Linked DNA regions of Homo sapiens: region 1 is linked to region 2. The links are chromatin loops, found by intact Hi-C in ENCODE. Cell type or tissue: PC-3. All regions are shown on one strand. Each heading gives the region's core, and the rest is flanking DNA. Links, peaks and the distances in the headings are about the cores only. Region 1 overlaps ABCA13 (ATP binding cassette subfamily A member 13). Region 2 overlaps ABCA13 (ATP binding cassette subfamily A member 13).

Region 1 (10,617 bases), core at 1,850-9,849, 85 kb after region 2:
TTCTCTAATTCTGTCCATATCATCACAAATGACATAATTTCTTCCTTTTTAAGGGCTGAATAGTATTCCATTGTATGTATATGTATATATATGTATGTATGTATGCATATATATTTTTTCTTTATTCATTTTCTTTATTTATCCATCCCTTGATGGACATGCAGGTTGATTCCATAACTTAGCTATTGTGAATAGCGCTGCAATGAACATGGGACTACAGCTAACTCTTCAACATAATGATTTCAAATCTTTCAGTTAAATACCCAGAATCAGAATTGCTGGGTCAAATAATATTATATTTTTAGTTTTTTTGAGTGATCTTTATACTTTCTCTTTCATAATGTTTATACTAATACACTTTCCTATCAATAGCATGTAAGGGTTCCCTTTTCTCCACATCCTCACCAACACTTGTCTTTTCTCTTTTTGATAACAGATTTAACAAATGTAAAGCGATATCTCATTGTGTTTTTAATTTGCATCTCCCTAATGATTAGAAATGTTGAACATTTCTTCATGTATCTGTTAGCTATTCAGATGTCTTATTTTTAGAAATGTGTTTCTTGCCCATTACTTAATTAGATTATTGGTTTTCTTTCTGAGAAAGTTTGTTTGAATTTCTTATATATTTTGGATATTAATAGCTTATCAGATATATGGCTTACAAATATTTTCTCCCAATCCATAGATTGTCTCTTCACTGCTGTTTTCTTTGATGTGCAGTAGCTTTTTATTTTGATATAATCCCGTTTGTCTTTGTTTCTATTGCTTGAGTTTTTGGAGTCAAGTCTAAAAAATCATTGCCCAGACCAAAGTCATGTAGTTTTTTCTCCTATGTTTTTTTTTCCTACGAATGTTATAGATTTGGGTCTTATGTTTCAATCTGTAATCTATTTTGAATTGAGTTTTGGATATCGCATAAGATAAGTGTCCAATTTCATTCTTTTGCAGGCTGTCTTTTCTGAAAGCTTTCTGAATAAGTGTAGAACATGAAAACAGGCCCCGTCTCATAAGCAGCCCCCAGTGTTTGAGGAGCAAAGTGCCCTGTCTTCTGGTTGGAAAGCTTCCTTCCTCTGTGAGCCGGGGTTCAGAGGACATATGCATATGTATGGGGGGGGAGGTGGATACAAAGTTTGCCTGCCTTTTTTTTCTTCATATATTCTCTCTTTATGATTTGAATCCTTATTATGATCTGAGCTGCAGTTGTGATAGTTTTTGGTTGTTTTAGTGCCACTCTTCACTTCTGTCTTGTAACTATTAAGACACCTTCTAATGTTATTATTATACTGCTTTTTTGTGGGCTGAGTTTTTAATTCTATGGGCATTTTAGGGAAATATTAGAAATGTCATTCCTTAATGACATCTAAGGTTGGAAGTTAGAGCTTTGGTTTTGAATAATAAATCCGATAAGATAAAGTGTGAATCACCATGGGCAAAAACTCTTCTTTTCTTCAGATATCTAGGCAAGGGACCATGGGGAATGAAACAAAGAGAAGAGCTGAGGAGTTAAAGAAGCAGAAATGACATATGCAAACATAGATTGGGTACCATAGAACCTAACTCTTGACCAGGGCCAGTGAAAAAAATAGAATCAAATATAATTCTGAAGTAGAGATGTTTGAGTCAGGATTTTCTGAAGAGTGACATGTTAATAAGCAACAGAGAACATGAAAAAGGAACCACTGGGGGACTAGATGCTGTCTTTACTTTTAGATGTTATTATTTTATTTTTTGGTGTTTGTTACATGTTCAAAGGTACATATGCATCCTGAAACTGAAAGGCATAAAGTTGTGATTTTGATATAATTTGTTACCTGTGAATACGGTAGATGGTTGCCAAAATTATGTAGCATAAATAATATAAACATGTGGTATCATCCTCTGTAATGATACTAATATGTTGTGATTTCCAAAAAGAATGATGATGCCTTATAGCTTTGAGTTATTACATATATGTATGTGTGTATATATATATATATGTCTGTGTATCTACATATATATATTATGTGTGTATATATATTTATATATATGTCTTGTGATATTGCTTTAGCATTTGCATTTGGCATGATCATTTAAAATATTTTTAAATATGCAATGCATGGCCATGGTATAAATATCCAGGCTATAAAAAGGTACAGTCAAGGTGTGTCAAAGTCACTGAAAGGTATAGTTTTCCCCAGTCATGCAGCATTTCTCTTCACAGATTTCTTGTTTAGTTTTGTGTACCTTCTATGTGTAGATTTGTGTTACAGTGAGAAGGAGTTGTTCTTCAGCACATTCTTTCCAATTTCTAAATAATAATTGGTCATTGTTTGCTCATCTGTGAGGTCAGTTTGGGTTATTTATATTTCCTGAAGAAAGAGAGGGTTAAAGGCTAGGGTGGAAAAGTATTGGGTACCTAGTCGGAGTAGGGAAATGTGTCATTAAGGTTCTCCCTTGCTCCTCCCATGATGAGGTCTCAGCAGAGATGATGAAGGACTCAGATAAAGAGATAAGAATGAAGTCACCTGGGCTAGAAATGCCAATACATGTAAGAGCATGCCTGGCCAAAGGAGCCTGAGACCTTGACTGGGACTTCTCTCAGAGACTTCAGTGTGTTGGCTGTGCACCAAGTCTCATAGAGGAAGGGCAACTTTCCCCCATGAGGCCTGTCAGGTACAGATTTTGTAATGGCCTGTGGTCAGGCCTGAAAAGTTGCATAAGTCTTTAATTGGAAGCAAGACTCCTCAAATCCCCCCACCCCAATCATGTTTAATTATATCCGTGTATGGTCTAGCTTTTGTTGTTTTTGTTTACTGCTTGTGTGTGTGTGTGTGTGTGTGTGTGTGTGTGTGTGTGTGTGTGTTTTGCATGGCCTCATCTTTCTTCCTATAATTTGGAGGATTTCTAGCCTGTGTTTAGCTTCTGTGGTTTCCTCTACAAATATAACTCTATATAATGCTTGGTTTCCTACTTCTTTACAGGGACTATATTAACTCTTCAGTATAAACAATAGCAAAGTTATTTAGTATATTCCTAACTCCACATGTCATCTCCTCTCTTTCTTTTTAAATAGATCTCCTTTCATCTTTTTCCCTCTAGCTTTTTTCTTTTGGGAAAGCATCATGGCATGAGACTAGAAGTGAGACTTGGACCCACAGCCAGAGGTTCTGGGTGCAACACATCTCTCAGATCTAATCTAGCACATTGATTTGGTCCAATGTAACTGTCATATATGGTCCTGAATTCTGTCCCCTTTAAATCTGTAAAATAATAATAACCTCAATTTATCCATGTCTTTTTTTTTTTGAGGTAAAATACATTAGAATCTCTGAAAGACACTGACAGATTTAAAGAATGGTATAAAACTGAGGCATTATCATCTTATGGCTACTGGTTATCAACAGCTTATTAACAAAAAAATGAAGCTCTTTTTTCTGATAGCTGTAGTTTCAACTTTTTTTTTAATAATAATGATTCTTAGTGTATTTTGACACATAATATGGTAAAGTAACCTGTGCTCACATAGGAATTTGTTTTTAATATCACTTTAGGAAAATAAAAATCTTAGTAAGTTTACCTTCCCTTGCTTAAATATCTAAAAATATCAGCCAGGTAGAGAATAGTTGTACTAACATTCTCAATCTATCAATATCTTGTAAATAGTAAAGTTTTGGTATTTCTTTATATAAAAATTTCTTATATAATTAAAAAGTTAAATAGATTAGAAAATACGTTAGAAAAATTTGAAATACTAAAGTTTAAAAACCTCCCTGACAATATCTATTATGGAATTAATAATGCATTTAAAATTTTTGAATCTACATATATTTGGAAAATAATACAAATATGTGTAAGCTATATTACAGACAATTGTTATGTGAATTAGTGGCTCTCATATTTACTATCCGGAATCTGTAAAATTTAACAGTGACTTGCTTGATCTCTAACACTAACTTTGTGGAAGAATTAGATTTGGTAAAGGAGTTCTAAGAAAACTGGAACTGTATTGTTTTCTGGATAGTTTTTAAAACTGAACCTGTGTGTGTCATAAATTAAGACACCAAATGAAAGAAACATTAAATGAAAAGTCTGAGTGACTGCGGAAACGGTGATAAACATAAGCCACCATTTGTTCTTTAAAAACATGTCTTTGATATATTAGTCTTTTCCTCCAATAAATTATTAAGTGGGAAGATTGGCAGCTGCTATGAACAGAGCATGTGTGTAATTTAATGAGCTTTTTTTTTTTTTTTTTTGCCAGTAGTTTATAACATTTTCTTCATGGGCAAGAACAAAAAAAAAAAATCTCAGGAGTATGAAAATATAATTGTGTGTTAATTTTTCTGTTTTGAAAAGATGTAACTTAATCAGATTTGTGACGTCTCCCTCAGCCAAGCACAAAGGAATAAAATGAATAAAAATCATTACTGAAGTCCCGAAATGAATGACTGTTTTCTCTTATGTTGCAATTGTAGTGATGTTTAAATACCAATCTGAAATACCCGAGAGAACTTCAACTTGTATTAGAGGGTTATATAGGTGTGTATGTGTGTGTGTACCTTTAAACCGGGGGGATAAACTTATTCTACCTTTCAAAGAAGATAAGGCCGGGCGTGGTTGCTCATGTGTGTAATCCCAGCACCCAGACTCCATCTCAAAACAAAACAAAACAAAACAAAAACAAAAACAAAGAAGAAGGTAAAAACATATTCCTAATCCATATGTAAGAAACAAATCAGCATGAGAGCATCGTAATCTTTCTAAAACAATGTCAAGCTGTCATGGAGTGTATGCTCCCTGAAGCTGTCTTTGGATTCAGTTTCTTTGGTTTTGGTCACAGGCTCAGGGCCTTCTCCTAACAAACACATGGCCCATGTTTAAGAGCTAACAAGACCAACAGACAGGAGCCTGTGACATTCCTGTTAACACACAAAAACAATTCAGATATTCAGGATCCAGTCACTTGATGAAAGGGCAGGTGGTAAACTGGGGGTTAACCTTCCTATAAAGTATGGCCAGTGGCAGTAGAGAATCCAGCAGTTTGGAAGCAAATGAATTTAAAATACTATCTGGAAAGCAAATCAAATCAGGACCATTGAGCTGTTCTTTCTTGACTCTCATTGACCTACTTTCACGGTTTACAGACTGCTGATAATATAAAGGAAATTAAATGCCTGCAGTGAGAAGGTTCTTGATCTGGCAAAGACCCCTCAGAGTGCTCCAAACATTTTATTTAATTTCCAAAATTTCTTGATCTGTTATGTCATTAAATAAAGGGGGAGAAACAGCTAGTCAGCATGCATCATGATAAAAGCCACTTGAAGCTCACTTTTCTGTCCCACCCAGGACTAAAAAATGTCTTGCCTTTCCAAGTGGTGCTGAAGCGTAAAGCATACAGTTATGACTTTCACTGCTAGGTTGAGATAACTGAAATGCAAGTGCATGGAAACCGTAAAATGGATGTGAGCATTTTCTAATAATATCAATATGATTGACAGTGATTTTGATTAAGGAGATGTTGGTTAGCATCTCACAGAGATAGATTAGAAGATTTATATAGATGAGCTCACTTCTTCTAGGTCAGTCAGAATGAGCTCTGGTTTAGATAATAAGCTCTTGCCTTGCTGAAAGGCTTTATTATCATATGACCTCCTTTTGTATGCAAATCTGCACAAGGCTGTACCCACTTAGTGCTTCCATCTGGATTATAAGAAGACACCATGGAAAATGGGTCCTGTTCACTTAAACTGAGTTGTCAGGTTGGTCTTCGTAGATCCTTATTTGCCCCCAAAATTCACATAAAGAAATTTAGCTATTCACAGAGCAGCAGGTATTTAAGCCAATAAAATAGAGCATGGGAAATCACAGTACAGTTTGACTTAACATGTCTTTAAAATGCTATTTGAGTACTGACCTCTACTGTGGTTTAGCACACTCTGGATCTTCTCCGCAAACATTCTACCGAACTACTTATAGTGATAGACACATCACTGCTTAATAAAATCTAAAGAATTGATAGATATGCTGTGTGCAAAAGTTGAGTGAGGTGATTCCCACTAACTGCAAAGCAACTGCAACCATTTTAATTGTACGGCACACAGAAGATACCCTGCTCTGAAAGTGGAAGTAAAGGTTCTTCATTTGTTTTCATTATGAAGTCATGCCCTTAGTTTAAAAATATAATCTAAGTAATTAAAAATTAGGCAGCTGTCATTGAACTGGATGACGGGTTGCTTTGAAGGCAGAAAGACCTTTTCCATTGTTGAATCCCTGTGTTCGCAGAGTGCTGTATTTCCTGTTTTGAAGTAGAAAGATACTGAGTAGAAAAAAATGAGTATGGGCCTTGGGCAGTGCAGAGGCTGCAAGGGTGCTGGGGTCATTGGACAATGCAAAGAATATCTGAATATGTATTCCATATCTTTATATGTTTTAGAACATTTAAAATATATATTATATGGCTTTACATTGTTAGGGAGCTCATTGAGATTGGGGAGTAGTTGGTAGGAGACCATCCAAACACATTCTATCAGAACTTATATAAAACCTTTTTTAGACATGAACATTTGTGCTAGGTGATTAATTAATGTGTGGAGATTACCAACAAATTTTAAAATATCAACTTAAACATTGAGTATATAATACTCATAAATCATAAATATATGGGTTGATGAACTTTTATAGTATTAGCATACATGTAACTATCATCAGGAGAGAGACCTTTGGCAGACCCCCAAGAAACTCCTTTCATGACCCTATCTAAACCAAAGATAAACACTGTTCTGGCTTTTATTAGCATAGGTTAGTTTTACTTGTTTGTGAATTTTATATAAATGAGATCATACAGTTTATATTTTTACATGAGCGATTTTTTCCTATAAAATCATATTTGTAAAATGCTTCCATATTGTCACATGTTGCAATAGTTTTATTGTCATTAATAATGACAGATATTTGTTAGGAACAATCCCCAATACGTATATGAATGAAATTGCCTCCATAGAGCATGTGTGTGTTTAGCTTTTGTAAATACTGGTAGTGTTTTGGTTAACTAAGACATAATTCACATACTATCAAACTTATAATTTTTTAAATGCAACAATTCAGTGATTTTTACCATATTCATAAAGCCATATGATGATTTCCACTAACTCTAGAACACTTTCATTACTTTGAAAAGAAACCCTATACCAATTAACAATCATTCTCCATTGCGTCCCCCCATTGTCAACCATTAATTTACTTTCTATCTCCATGGATTTGAGTATCCTGGAAATTCCATATAAATAGGTTCATACAATAACTTCCTTTTATCTCAAATTCTTTTCCTGTTTTATCATAAAAGGGTATTGAATTTTGTCAAATTCTTTTTCTGAGTTTAATGAGATGTGTGGTTTTTGCACTTTATTCCATTAACATGGTATAGATGATTGGTAGAATCAACAAATAATTAATTTTATATATTAAACTAACTTTGCATTCCTGGAATAAATTACACTTGAGCATAGTGCCTACTTCTCTTTATATGGGCTGGATTTGATTTACTTGTATTCTGTTGAGGATTTTTAAACATCTATTTATAAGAAATAATGTTATATAGTTTTCTGTCATGTCTTTAGTTGTGGTATCAGGGTGATACTGACCTTATGTAATTAGCTTGGGAATTTTTTTTCTCTTCTACTTTTTGAAATAGTCTAGAAGCATTAGTATTAATCCATTTTTAAATATTTGGTAGAACTCACCAGTGAAACCATTTGGTAGTGGGCTTTTATTTATGAAAAGGTTTTTTGGCATTGTTTTTATTGTTTTTATTATTATTATTACTAATTCAGTATCTTTATTTGTGGATCTGTTTAGATTTTCTTTTTCTCATTTGGTCACTTTCAGTATTTTCTGTCTTTCTAGGAATTTGTCCGTGTTATCTAAATTTCTTAGGATTTTGGCATACGAATATTTAGACTATTAAAAAATTTTCCATTTCTTTAAGATTGGTAGAAATATTTTATTTCTTATTTTAGTAATTTTAATATTCTTGTTCCCTTTTGTTGGTCATTGTAGCTATGAGTTTGTAGATTTGATTGACCTTAAAGAATCAAGATTTGATTATGATTATTTTCTTTATTATTTCTTCCCTATTTTATTTATTTCTGCTCAAATCATTATTTTTTTATTCTGTTTTCTTTAGGTTTAGTTTGCTTTAGTTTTTCTAATTTCTTAATGTAAATGGCTAGGTTATTGTTCTGACATCTACCTTTTTAAAAAATAATACAGATATTACAGCTGTATCTTCTCTTTATGTACCTTTTTAGCTGAATACCATGTTTTGATATGTTGTGTTTTTGTTTTCATTCATCTCAAAGTATTTTTTCATTTTCCTTTTGATTTCTTCTTTGACCCATTGGTTATGAAATAGTATGTTGTTTAATTTCTACACATTTGGAATTTCCCAAAGATTGCTTCTGTATTGATTTTTAATTTTAGTCCATTGTAGTCAAAGAACATACTTTGTATGATTTCAGTCCTTTTCACTTACTGAGTTTTTTTGTTTGCTTGTTTGTTTGTTTGTTTTTTGATGGAGTGTTGCTCTTTCACCCAGGCTGGAGTGCAGTGGCATGATCTCGGCTCATTGCAACCCCCACCTCTCACGTTCTAGTGATTCTCCTGCCTCAGCCTTCCAAGTAGCTGGGAATACAGGCATCTGCCACCATGGCCAGCTAATTTTTGCATTTTTGGTAGAGAGTGTTTTTCATCATATCGGGCAGGCTGGTCTTGAACTCCTAACCTAAAATGGTCTGCTCACCTTGGTCTCCCAAAGTGCTAGAATTACAGGCTTGCGCTACTGCACCCAGCTAATAAGTCTTTTTATTTGTTTGTTTGTTTTTTTAATAGCCAAACACTTGTTCTATTCTGGAGAATTGCTTCTATATACATTTGAGAAGAATGTTCAGTCTGCTCTTTTTGGATGGAGAGTTCTAAGTCTCTATAGTCTCTTAGGTCTAGTTATCTTGTTGTATTGTTCCAATCTCCTATATTTTTGTTAATCTTCTAGCATAGTTATTCTATTAAATATTGAATATAGTGTATTGAACTTGTTCTATTGTTGAATTGTCTATTTCTCCCTTTAATGCTGTCAGCATTTGCTTTGTGTGTTGTGTGGCTCTGTTCTTAATTTCATGTTTTTATGATTAGTCTGTCTTCCTAAGGAATTGACCCTTCTATTGTTATAAGATGTTTTTCTTTGTTTTTAGTAACAATATTTTCTTCAAGTCTATTTTGTTATATATTAGTAGAGTCACCTCAGCTCTCTTTTGGATACTGATTTCATTGTATATCTTTTTGCATCCTCTTTTTTTTTTTTTTTTTTTTTTTGAGATGGAGTCTCACTCTGTCGCCCAGGCTGGAGTGCAGTGGCGCAATCTTGGCTCACTGCAAGCTCTGCCTCCCAGGTTTACACCATTCTCCTGCCTCAGCCTCCCAAGTAGCTGGGACTACAGGCGCCTGCCACCACGCCTGGCCAATTTTTTGTTTTTTAGTAGAGACGGGGTTTCACCATGTTAGCCAGGGTGGTCTTGATCTCCTCACCTCGTGATCCACCCGCCTCGGCCTCCCAAAGTGCTGGTATTACAGGTGTGAGCCACCGCACCCAGCTGCATCCTTTTACTTTCAAACTATTTGTGACTTTGATTCTAAAGTGTATATTTTATAGACAGCATACAGTTGGATAATTAAAAAAAAATCCAGTCTGCCAATCTATGAATTTGTTAAATGGTAGAATTAATTGATAATTATGTGGTAATTACATTAAATGTAAATGAGCTAAATAATCTAATTATTGAGATGGTAAAATTGGTTTCCACCATTTTACTATTTGTTTTCTATATTTCCTCTATATTTTTCATTCCTCTGTTCTTCTATTACTGCCATCTTTTGTGCTAAATAAGTATTTTCTAACATACCACTTTAAGTCCTTATTGTGTTTTTTTGCTATATATATTTTTGAGTTATTTTCTTAGCAGTTTTCCTGGGGATTGCAACTAACATCTTGAGTTAAAATTCTCTAATTTAGATTAATACCAACTTAATTTCAATAGTTTATAAAATTGTGTTTCTACATAGCTCCTCTCCCATTTATGCTATTATTATTACAAATTACATTTTTAGAGATTGTGTGCTCATCAGCATTGATTTTTAAATTATTCTATTATGGAAATGCATTTAACTAAAACAGAAAAAGGAATTACAAGAAACACGTACATTTATCTTGTCATTTATATTTCTTTATATGGTAATCTTAACCAGTGCTTTTTGTTTTATTTCATTATGTGGATTCATGTTACTGTTAGTACTTTTCATTTCAGCTTAAAGACTTCATTTAGTAATTTTGAGGCAGTTCCACTGTCAACAAACTCTCTCAGTTTTTGTTGAGCTGTGAATATCTTAATCTCTCATTAAATTTTAAAAGATAGTCATTTCTTCTTTATTTCTTCTTTACTGTAGAATTCTAGGCTAGCTTTTTTTTTTTCTTTTAACCTTTTGACACTTTGTGTATGCCATCCTATTGTGTTCTGGCCTCTGTGATGTCTGTTAAGAAAGCAGCTATTAACCTTCCTGGAGATTCTTTTTACACTATGAGTCACT
Region 2 (10,617 bases), core at 1,139-9,138:
GATCTGTAACTTAATAACATCGTCAAGATACAAAGTAGCATTTAAAGAGTCCAGAGATGAGGGCCTGATATTTTGGTGGGGGGGCGGTCAATATTCAGTTTAATACAGAGGGTGTATTTGGGGACACCTACACGGATAATGGTTAGAATGAGACCAAGGATATTTTCTCATGATCATTAAAAAGTCAGGAAACAACAGGTGCTGGAGAGGATGTGGAGAAATAGGAACACTTTTACACTGTTGGTGGGACTGTAAACTAGTTCAACCATTGTGGAAGTCAGTATGGCGATTCCTCAGGGATCTAGAACTAGAAATACCATTTGAGCCAGCCATCCCATTACTAGGTATATACCCAAAGGACTATAAATCATGCTGCTATAAAGACACATGCACACGTATGTTTATTGCAGCACTATTCACAATAGCAAAGACTTGGAACCAACCCAAATGTCCAACAATGATAGACTGGATTAAGAAAATGTGGCACATATACACCATGGAATACTATGCAGCCATAAAAAATAATGAGTTCATGTCTTTTGTAGGGACATGGATGAAACTGGAAATCATCATTCTCAGCAAACTATCGCAAGGACAAAAAACCAAACACTGCATGTTCTCACTCATAGGTGGGAATTGAACAATGAGAACACATGGACACAGGAAGGGGAACATCACACTCCGGGGACTGTTGTGGGGTGGGGGGAGGGGGGAGGGATAGCATTAGGAGATATACTTAATGCTAAATGACGAGTTAATGGGTGCAGTACACCAACATGGCACATGTATACATATGTAACAAACCTGCACATTGTGCACATGTACCCTAAAACTTAAAGTATAATAATAATAAAAAAAAGAATGAGACCAAGGATATTTTCTAGTAGACCTGAATTCTTGATAATAATTGGAATTTTTTTTAGCAAGAAAATCATCTAATGGAAAACACCATTTTAGAAGGATGTATCTTGATAAGTATGGGGGGTGGTGAAGTGAATTGGAGAGAGGAAAGCTGGAGGTAGGGAAACTTTGGAGGTTGTTATGTTCATCAAGGTTGGCTGATTTATTTATTTATTTTAATTGAGAAGCAGAAGTTATATATATTTGTGGTTACAGCATATCATATATCATGATATATATATAATACATAAAATGATATGATATATATACATATATCATTATATATACATATATAATATTTCATTTATATATAGTATTTCATTTTTATATATATCATATATATCATTTTATATATATATATATATAATCACACACACCCATTATGGAAAGGCTAAATCCAGCTTTTTAATATATGCATTACCTCATGTACTTATTGTAGGGGCACAGGAAAACTTGCCCTTCATCCTCTGTAAGTTTGCTAAAAAATCAACTCTAAAAGCAGATTAATTGGAGAAAAGGCATATGAATTCTTTTAACATGTACAGGGGGAGAATTACAGAGTGATTATCTATCCCCCAATGAAGTTCAGAAGTTTATATATCATCTCAAGTTTACCAAAAGAATAGGGCTTTGGATCCTGGCAAATCAGGTTATGGCGGGAGAAGACGCATTCTGTACTGGGACAATAAAAGATTGCAATAGAGAATAAATGGATCTTGGAACAGACACTCTCTGTTTAGGTATGGTTACATTCTTGGTCTTACAGGGAGGAGAAGAAATAAAACATTCTCCTTGGTGAGTCTAGATTTTAGTTAGGTAAAGAATTTCAACTTCATCCTGTGCTTTGGGAGAGATGGTGGGTAGGAGGGAGGTCAGAGAGACCTTGAAGCTTCTTTAGCTCAGCATGTGAAAGCACCACATTTTGGGGTATTGTTTTCTGAGCCCCAACGTTACTATTTGTGTGCATGTGTTTGTGTGTGTTGAGGATACTTAAAATCTACTCTTTTTTTTTTTTTTTTTGAGATGTAGTCTCGCTCTGTCGCCCAGGCTGGAGTGCAGTGGCGCGATCTTGGCTCACTGCAAGCTCCGCCTCCTGGGTTCACGCCATTCTCCTGCCTCAGCCTCCCAAGTAGCTGGGACTACAGGTGGCCGCCACTACGCCCGGCTAATTTTTTTTTGTATTTTTAGTAGTGACGGGGTTTCACCGTGTTAGCCAGGATGGTCTCGATCTCCTGACCTCGTGATCTGCCCGCCTCAGCCTCCCAAAGTTAAAATCTACTCTTTTAGCAATTTTCCTTTTTCCTTTTTTTGAGACAGAGTCTCGCTCTGTGGCCCAGGCTGGAGTGCAGTGGTGCCATCTTGGCTCACTGCAACCTCCGCCTCCCAGGTTCAAGCAATTCTTCTGCCTCAGCCTCCCGAGTAGCTGGGACCACAGGATTGTGCTACCACGCCCTGCTAATTTTTGCATTTTTATTAGAGATGGGGTTTCATCATGTTGCCTAGGCTGGTCTCAAACTCCTGACCTCAAGCGATCCACCCACCTCCGCCTCCCAATGTGCTGGGATTACAGGTGTGAGCCCCTCGACTGGCTCTTTTAGCAATTTTCAAGGTACAATACATTGTCACTAATTGTAGTCATTATGTTGTACAATAGATCTCTTGTACTTTTGCCTCCTGTTTAGCTGAAATTTTGTATCCATTGACCAACATCCTCTCTGCCAATCACCATTTTACTCTCTGTTCCTATGAGTTTGACTTTTTTAGATTCCACAAATAAGTGAGAGTCTTGCTGAATTATTATGTACAACAATTATTATTCTTTTTAGTATCTTTCCTCAAGCCTTTCTTTCAAGACCCTGAAAGTAGTATCTTAAATGCATATCGCCCTTCTTACTTTGCTGTAGTTCTTTCATGTGTATCTGAACCTAACAGCAAATCCATGCATTTAGGTAAGCCTGTTTTCATTTTCATTTTGCAAATAAGCAGACAAGCTTCCAAAGCTGTAATGAATGTGAAACTGGCCCAAATGTCTCTTAGAAGTAATATTTATGGATTTTCGAATAAACATAGAAATGGACCCTCCCTGGTCTTAAAAGTTGAAACTTACATTTCTCTCACCTGAGTTTCTTCCTCAAGAAACTGATCCTCAGGCAAGGGACTGAAATACGTTAGATCTCTGAGTTCAGAAAATGAGACTCCAGACGTCTTATCCATCATGATTGCTTCCTTACCCCTCCTTCTTTCCTGTTTTCCCATTTTCCCCTCCATATAACCCCCACCAGTTTTAGATGGTTGAGGAGATGGATTTGAGACTTTCTCTTTCATTCTCCTCAGCTGCAGAACTCAGCTAAAAGCTTCCTCCCTGGCAACACTCATTGTTTCAGTGATTGGCTTTCTGTGCAGCAAGACCAAACCCCTGGCATTTTGATAACAAAAGACTCAGAGACAGAGTCGTTTCCTATTTTAATATATCATCTTTTCTGAAAGTGTTTGAGAAATGGAAACAAAGCACATTAACTCTAAAGCCGGTCTGTGGCAGGGCAGAGCACATCATTGCGCAGCCTCCAGTGGCCTGGGTTTTGCGTTGTGTTGATCACCTCCTCCTACCTTGTTAGGTGATTATTCCATGATGCAGAGCTGGTGTTGGCATGCTGGTGAGTCGCTGGAGAAAAGCTGTTTGATTTCTACTTTAGACCCTTATGAAAGAGACACACGCCTTTGAATTATCCTGCTTATCTTCCTCCCACTAGTTGTTTCTGACTCTCTTTCAGGTTCGTCAAATGCAAGATCACCCCAGTGAAAACATTTTTTTTCTTTTTAGTTTTTATAAATCTGCCCAAACTTACATACAGAAAAGGATTTGAAGTTCTCAGATATAATTGACTGCATAAGTCACAGTGGTATTCTGGCATAATTCTCAAATACATGTGACTGAAAGAGATTTTAGAAATTAGAACATATAAAGGGCTGCAGATAATTTATTAAAAATTGAAAGCTAGAGAACAATCACATGTAGTTTCAAGTAATGTCAGTGAACCAGTTTGTGAATTATAAAAAAGTTTGTTTTTATCTTTTTGAAAACAATTTCAGAAGTGTCCAAATAGAAGTGCTAGTGCTCCCTACCTGACCAACCACCTGGGCCACACACTGTTGAATCTCTCAGGCTTCAATATGGAGGAGTACTTGCTGGCACCATCTGAAAAACCAAGGTGTGTTCAATACTCTTGTTGGGTCTTTACTTGTTTGGATTACTATGGAAAACTTATTGTTTTAAATGCTAATGTTCTTAAAAAGTCAAAAATCTAAGACTGACCTTGGTGCTCATAAAAATTCCACAGTGTGTGATGTTCCCCTTCCTGTGTCCATGTTTTTACATTGAAAGTAGACAAATAGTTTTGTCATCTGTTTCTCATCCATTTCTAATATTTAAATATAATAAAGTCTAATTGAATACAAAAACAAACAAAAAAAATTCCACATAGATGCCATGGACCTTAATAAGATTCCTTACTGCTGACTTTCACTCTTTTAAGTGCTGGGGGAAATCCTATCAATTGAGATTTGTCAGTGGCAGAAGCACGAGAGCCAGAAGCTGTTTTACTGCTTTAGGAAATAAGAGCAGATAAGTTTACAGCATGCAAGCTCCACCTCCCAGGTTCAAGAGATTCTCGTGCCTCAGCCTCCCGAGTAGCTGGGTCTACAGGCACCTGCCACCACACCTGGCTAATTTTTTTGTATTTTTAGTAGAGATGGGATTTCACCATATTGGTCAGGCTGGTCTTGAACTCCTGACCTCAGGTGATCCTCCCGCCTCAGGCTCCCAAAGTGCTAGGATTACAGGCATGAGCCGATAGCTTTTTGAAGGTGGGAACTTGTGTGCCCAGAACTTAGAATATTATCTGGCACATCAAAGATGTTCAACCAGTATCTGTTGAATGAATGAGTGTATTCAGTTGAGCCAGTTGGGAATGTGTACTTATTCCTTTGCCTGAATTTTTGCTGAGAGTAGAACACTGTGATAGAAGAGAAGACTATTCTTCAGTCTCCTTTTATCTAGTGAGTGGAAGACAAAATTTATTTAGATAATAGTTAACATTATATTTTTTTAAATGTTAACCCTTTTTTTGAAGTTTAATAGATACAAGATACTGTGCAACTCATGGAGATATTAAAAAAAGATATAATTCCCACCCAGGAAAAATTCACAGAGCTACATAAAGATAAACCAGCAAATAGACAATAAAACCCAGTGTGGTAATTGATAACAATGGATGGAAATACAGGGTATTGTGGGAACTCAAAAGACAAGGAACATCTAACCCACTTGAAATTGTCTGGAATGCTTTCCTAAACCAGACAAGATTTGAGTGAAAGATTAAAGAAATAGAGTAGGGAAGACAAACCAGAGTGGCTCAAAAGATTATGACCACTATTAAGAAATTTTTTTTTTTTTTGAAATGGAGTCTTGCTCTGTTGCCTAGGCTGGAGTGCAGTGGCACGATGTCCACTGTAACCTCCGCCTCCCAGGTTCAAGCGATTCTCTTGCCTCAGCCTCCTGAGTAGCTGGGATTACAGGTGCCTGCCACCATGCCCAGCTAATTTTTTTTTTTGTATTTTTACAAAATACAGAAAAAGACAGGGTTTCACCATGTTGGCCAGGCTGGTCTCAAACTCCTGACCTCAGGTGGTCCATCTGCCTCGGCCTCCCAACGTGCTGGGATTACAGGTGTGAGCCACCACACCTAGCCCAAGAAATTCTGAATAATGGATTTGTAGAGGGAATGACCATTAATTAAAATAATAACAGTGCTGATGATCAAGCCCTACCTGTTACATGGCATGTATTTCCTAACAAGACAGTAAGGTGTGACAAGTACACTTTCTAATGTGGCCAGCCTTATCCACACCTTCTCAATTATCAGTGCCTTCCGTTTTGCCTGGCTTGGGAGCCAGGAAACTTGCATCAGCACAGCACCTGTCTGCCTGTGTGTTCATGTCACAGACCACAGATGCTCAGTTGGCTACTGTCCTAAGACTGCTGTACCTGGTGGGGTTAGTAATGAATACCCTCTGATTAGAAGTCCTGGTGCTCTGTGGTTGAAGCACTAACACAATGTTCATTGTTAACAGGCTTGGAGGTTGGTCTTTTGGATTAAAAATCCCCAGTGAAGCTGGAGGTGCAAATGGAAACATATCAAAACCCCCAACTCTGGCAAAGGTAATCATATTTTTTTATTTTTTTCCTGTTTTAGAAAGTATTTAGGAAAACTCAACATTCAAATATAATTTTGAGCACAGGGTTCAGAAGGACCAGATTAAATCCAATCATTTGTTACTAAGCATCAAGGAAAATTATATGTAAACATTGTCTTGAAAAAAAATGGCTTGTTTTTCTTTAGAAATCGAGGAAATAGGTTTTTGCTTTTTGTTAAGACAGGACTTCACCTAGTAAATATAAAGTGGAGGAAAAAATCTATTTTCAAAGATACCCACAGTTGTCATAATTGGAAATATCACTAGTTTCTTTGCTGGCCAAGGAGTACTTCCATTCATGAATGTAAATGCCTTATCTTCCAGAAGGCTGGATAGATAGGCCTGGAGATGACACAAAGAAAGCAGCAGTTACACAGAGCTACTCTTAGGAGTCCTGGATTTTCAAGCCCTGCCAGGACTATACCTGTGAATTAGGAATGGTCCCCTTAGAATTAAAGAGACTAGGTGGGAGATTCTTCAGCTTTGAGAGAATGAGGACTGGGATAGAGGAAAGATGCCTTGATCCATCAGTAGGAATAGAGAAGTGGTGAACCCAACAGTGAGTTGTTATTTAAGGAAAAAAGTCAACACTACCTTAAAATGGGGAAAGCAGAAAGATTCAAAGCATTCAGTCTCCATGACTGGAGAAATAGTATTGTGTTTGATTGAGAGAGAAATCAGAAAAGGGTAGATTGTGGGAGGAAGTTAAGTCCACTGCGGGAGAGTGAGTGTGAGTTCTTATTAGGATATCAGTATAGACATTTCATTCTGTAGTGTGTGGATGTTGTGTCTACTCATGAGCCAATTGTGGAGCTATGAGAACAAGAACAATCTCCATGAGCCCAGGAAGGCACTCTCTCTCTTCTGTAGTGGGGACTTGCATGGTTCATGTGAACCTGAAGGAGCTTATTGGGATAAAGACATGCACATGTTGGAGGTTTATTCAGTGAAATAAAAGTTCTTACAGGTGCTTCACAATGTCATCCCTGATGAGACAGTCATACTTCACAATGTAATCCCTAAACAAAATTTTAACAGTCATGTATTACGATGTAATCTGGGAAAAATTTCCAGTCATAGTGTGGACGATTCAGGAATCTCTCCAACAGCTGAGGTTTGTTCAAATCTCTTTTCCTTCTAAAGACAACACACATTCATGAAGATTTAAAGCTTGATATGAAAATATCATTATTAATAACTTGATAGAAAAATAAAATGTATTTGCTGACATATATTGGAATACATTATGTGGCCATTATGAAAATATACCTAATTAGTAGAAGGAATCTGTTCATTTCCTCTACAAATATTCCGACTTTTTAGTCTATCCCAATCTAAACCCTTCTTACGTATTCATAGGAGATGGTTGTGTCTTTGCTTTGAAGTGTCTGAGGCACGGACCTCTTGTTCAGTGATGAGTGGCTGGGGATTTGTGTGTTCTCCTCACATCTCTAACTTTTTGTCTTTGTTTAGATGAGTCTTCTGTACTGACATGTTTGAGTGGTGATTGCTGAAGTTTTTAATGTTATTTACGTGTCCTTCACCAGGCACAAGCATGCAGGTGAATTATACTTGACCCTTTGGGGACTGAGCTCCTCTCCAGCAAGCCAAGGAACTCAACATTGTTGTGGGGTGTAAAGGGCAATCTATTATTTGAAATACCAGAACTGCTGGCGGCTGATACTGCTTCAAATGATTGCATTTATCTTTCTGTAATGACCGGCTTTTTCTTTCAGCCCTTAGGCTACATTCATCGACATAGATGATATGATTTCATAGTCCTTCTGAAGGAAAACATGAAAAATTTGCATATGAATAGGCTTAATGTATGGTTCAATATCTTGTAGAATGTCTCTTGTGTGACCTTTATGAGTTCTATCATTCACATCTTGAGTGTTTAGCTTGTTTAATCAAAACACTCTTTAGAACTTACACACTTCAGTTAAAGAAGCCAAACACATTTTCACTTTCGTTTTTTTCATAGTTCTGTTCTCCCATGGAATTTTATATATTTGAATATCCACTGAGAGTTTTTTTTTTCTTATAGCTGCTTAGTTACTTTTTGGAGGGGCTGTTATTCCTGAGATGAAAGGTCTGTTTTGAGGTGTCATAGTATGTTCCTAAAAGAAGATTAATTTCCTATTTCATTATTGGACTTTATCACTTCGTGACTTATGGACTGGTAGGGAAGGAAATCCCACAGCTTATTTCCAGAACACAGCCTAGTTTTAGAAAACCATTCTTGGGAGAAAAAGAAAAAGAAAAAGAAAGAAATAAAAGCTTTTTCTTTGATCTCTGTTAAGTCCTGAATGGTAACTTTAAGATCATCACAAAGTATGCATTTATTACTTAAAGAATCTATAAAACCTTTCTCAAGTAAAGGCCAGTTTATAAAGGAACCGATCAGGAGTTCCAGAACATTTTAAAATCTGTTCCTTGGAACTCTGCAAGTCAATCATTTATTGCCAAAATGATGCTATGTAGCAAACAACTGCAAACCGTTAGTAGCATCAAGAGTAAACATGCATTTCGCTCATGAGTCTGTGGGATTGTGCTGCTGTGGGCTGTGCATAACAGATGGTGCCAGGCCCCACTATCTGTGGGGAATTTGGGATGCTCTTTATCCAGGCCCTGGTTCTACATCCTTGGAATGTTCCCCAGCTCATCATCTGCAATGACCCTTAACTCTACTCTGCCAGGTGCTTCCCCTTCCATTGCCCTCCATAGCTATGTGTGAAGATACTTTAAAATATGCCTTTTGAGTAGCTCTCAGCCTGCTTCCTGCCTGTGGACAGCTGGGTTCTTAGAGCTATTTACATTTTACATGTATTCCAGCCTGGGGTACCTTCTTGATATAGCTTCCTATAAAGCACCCTAGGCTTTCTAGTTTTCTAACTGAGATCCACAAGCTACTCTCACGATCTTGTTGAGATATGCTGCTCTCTCTAAAATTAATTAGTGGCATTTGGGGAATGCCAGAATACTAGAGGACAACACCCTTTAGGTTCCTAAAAGCCCTGTGTCTCCCTGAGAGAGTCTCTTAGCAGCATCATTCTTTGAAGATCTCAACAAAGTTCTTACAATTGCACCCTTGACTTGATCTTTCTTCTGAGGCCATGTCTTTCAACATTCTCTCAAGAGAGCTCCGTACCCAGGTCAAGATGTTTATTGGGCACCATTTCCATCTTTGAAGTTAATACAGGTGACATTACCCACTGTTTTCACACTGTAATATGCGTCACCCTTTTTTCAATTATTTATAGCAGTTTGTTTTTTATTATTTTTCCCCAGTATTCCTAAATACTTTATCATGTATTTCCAGGCTTCTCAATTGTCTCTTTGTCCCCCAACTTGCTAGTATCAAAAGCAACGCCAACTATTTTCGGTTTTTGGTACAGTAACACCCCATTCCAGTGTAAATCACTATATTGGTACTCTATTGCCACAATAATGCTCTATAACAACAATTTCAAAGCTCAGTGGCCTCCACAATGGATGTTCATTTAGCTCACGGGTCTGTGAGGTTTTGCTAATGCAGACTGGGCTGGGCTGATCTTGGCCAGGAATGAACATGTGTGTGGTATTGGCTTCAGCTGGGATGACAGTGGAGGTCTCAGCTCCACTGTTGCATCTGATGATAGCAGAGGCATAAGGGAGACTTCAGGAACATACATGTGCCTCTCAATTGTGCCACATTCTATTGGCCATAGCAAGTCACATGGCCAAGCACAGCATCAGAATGGGAGGGCATGAAAGTCATATAGCAAAGCATGTGGATACAGGGATGGTGAAGAACTAGGGCCCTTAATACAATCATGAACAGAAGTTTTGGCCCGGTGCAGCGGCTCATGCCTGTAATCCCAGCACTTTGGGAGTCCAAAGTGGGCGGATCACCTGAGGTCAGGAGTTCGAGACCAGCCTGACCAACATGGAGATACCCCATCTCTACTAAAAATACAAAATTAGCCGGGCGTGGTGGCACATGCCTGTAATGCCAGCTACTCAGGAGGCTAAGGCAAGAGAATTGCTTGAACTCGGGAGGCAGATGTTGCAGTGAGCTGAGATCATGCCATTGCATTCCAGCCTGGGCAACGAGCAAAACTGTGTCTCAAAAAAAAAACAAAACAAAACAAAACAAAAAAAACAAACAAACACAAACAGAAGTCTCAGAATCTACAAAGGGTGAAACTAGGGAGGCTGAGCAGGCAGCCTCCTGTCTTTCCAGCTCCATTCAGCCAAAGAAGCTCTGTTTTTGTTTCTGTACTGTAGTGTGGTGTCATTTTTAAGTTTTTTTTTTAATCACTCTACTTTTAAAACAAAAATTAAAATAATAAAACAAATCAAAACAAAATTTAAAAAACCTTAATTCAGGGCAGGGACTATCCTTGTGTCTTCTATTTTTTCCCTAAATTTGAACAGTTAAGGGAATCAAGACTTGGGGGAGAAGGAGGTCACAGACCAGGC

The links. Hi-C counts contacts between places; a loop is a spot of excess contacts. Peaks named below come from ENCODE experiments on the same cell type or tissue, not always from the same donor. Only the 100,000 strongest peaks of a DNase experiment are listed, where the experiment ranks them.
Region 1: a loop joins it to region 2, with 14 times the contacts of the local background. A loop is called at or near these places in 2 of 110 quality-filtered maps.

What each region holds. Positions count from the first base shown.
Region 1 is chr7:48,560,995-48,571,611 of GRCh38, forward strand. The region is part of intron 55 of ABCA13 (ATP binding cassette subfamily A member 13); the gene reads left to right. Among named protein-coding and RNA genes, the nearest start is that of LINC02838, 140 kb to the right of the region's middle. In PC-3, for the core only: no CTCF peak of the experiment used is centred there; no DNase peak of the experiment used is centred there.
Region 2 is chr7:48,477,046-48,487,662 of GRCh38, forward strand. ABCA13 (ATP binding cassette subfamily A member 13) reads left to right here. Exons shown (of 62, transcript NM_152701.5): 46 at 3,991-4,109; 47 at 6,031-6,118. Among named protein-coding and RNA genes, the nearest start is that of LINC02838, 230 kb to the right of the region's middle. In PC-3, for the core only: no CTCF peak of the experiment used is centred there; no DNase peak of the experiment used is centred there; H3K27ac peaks cover 491 bases.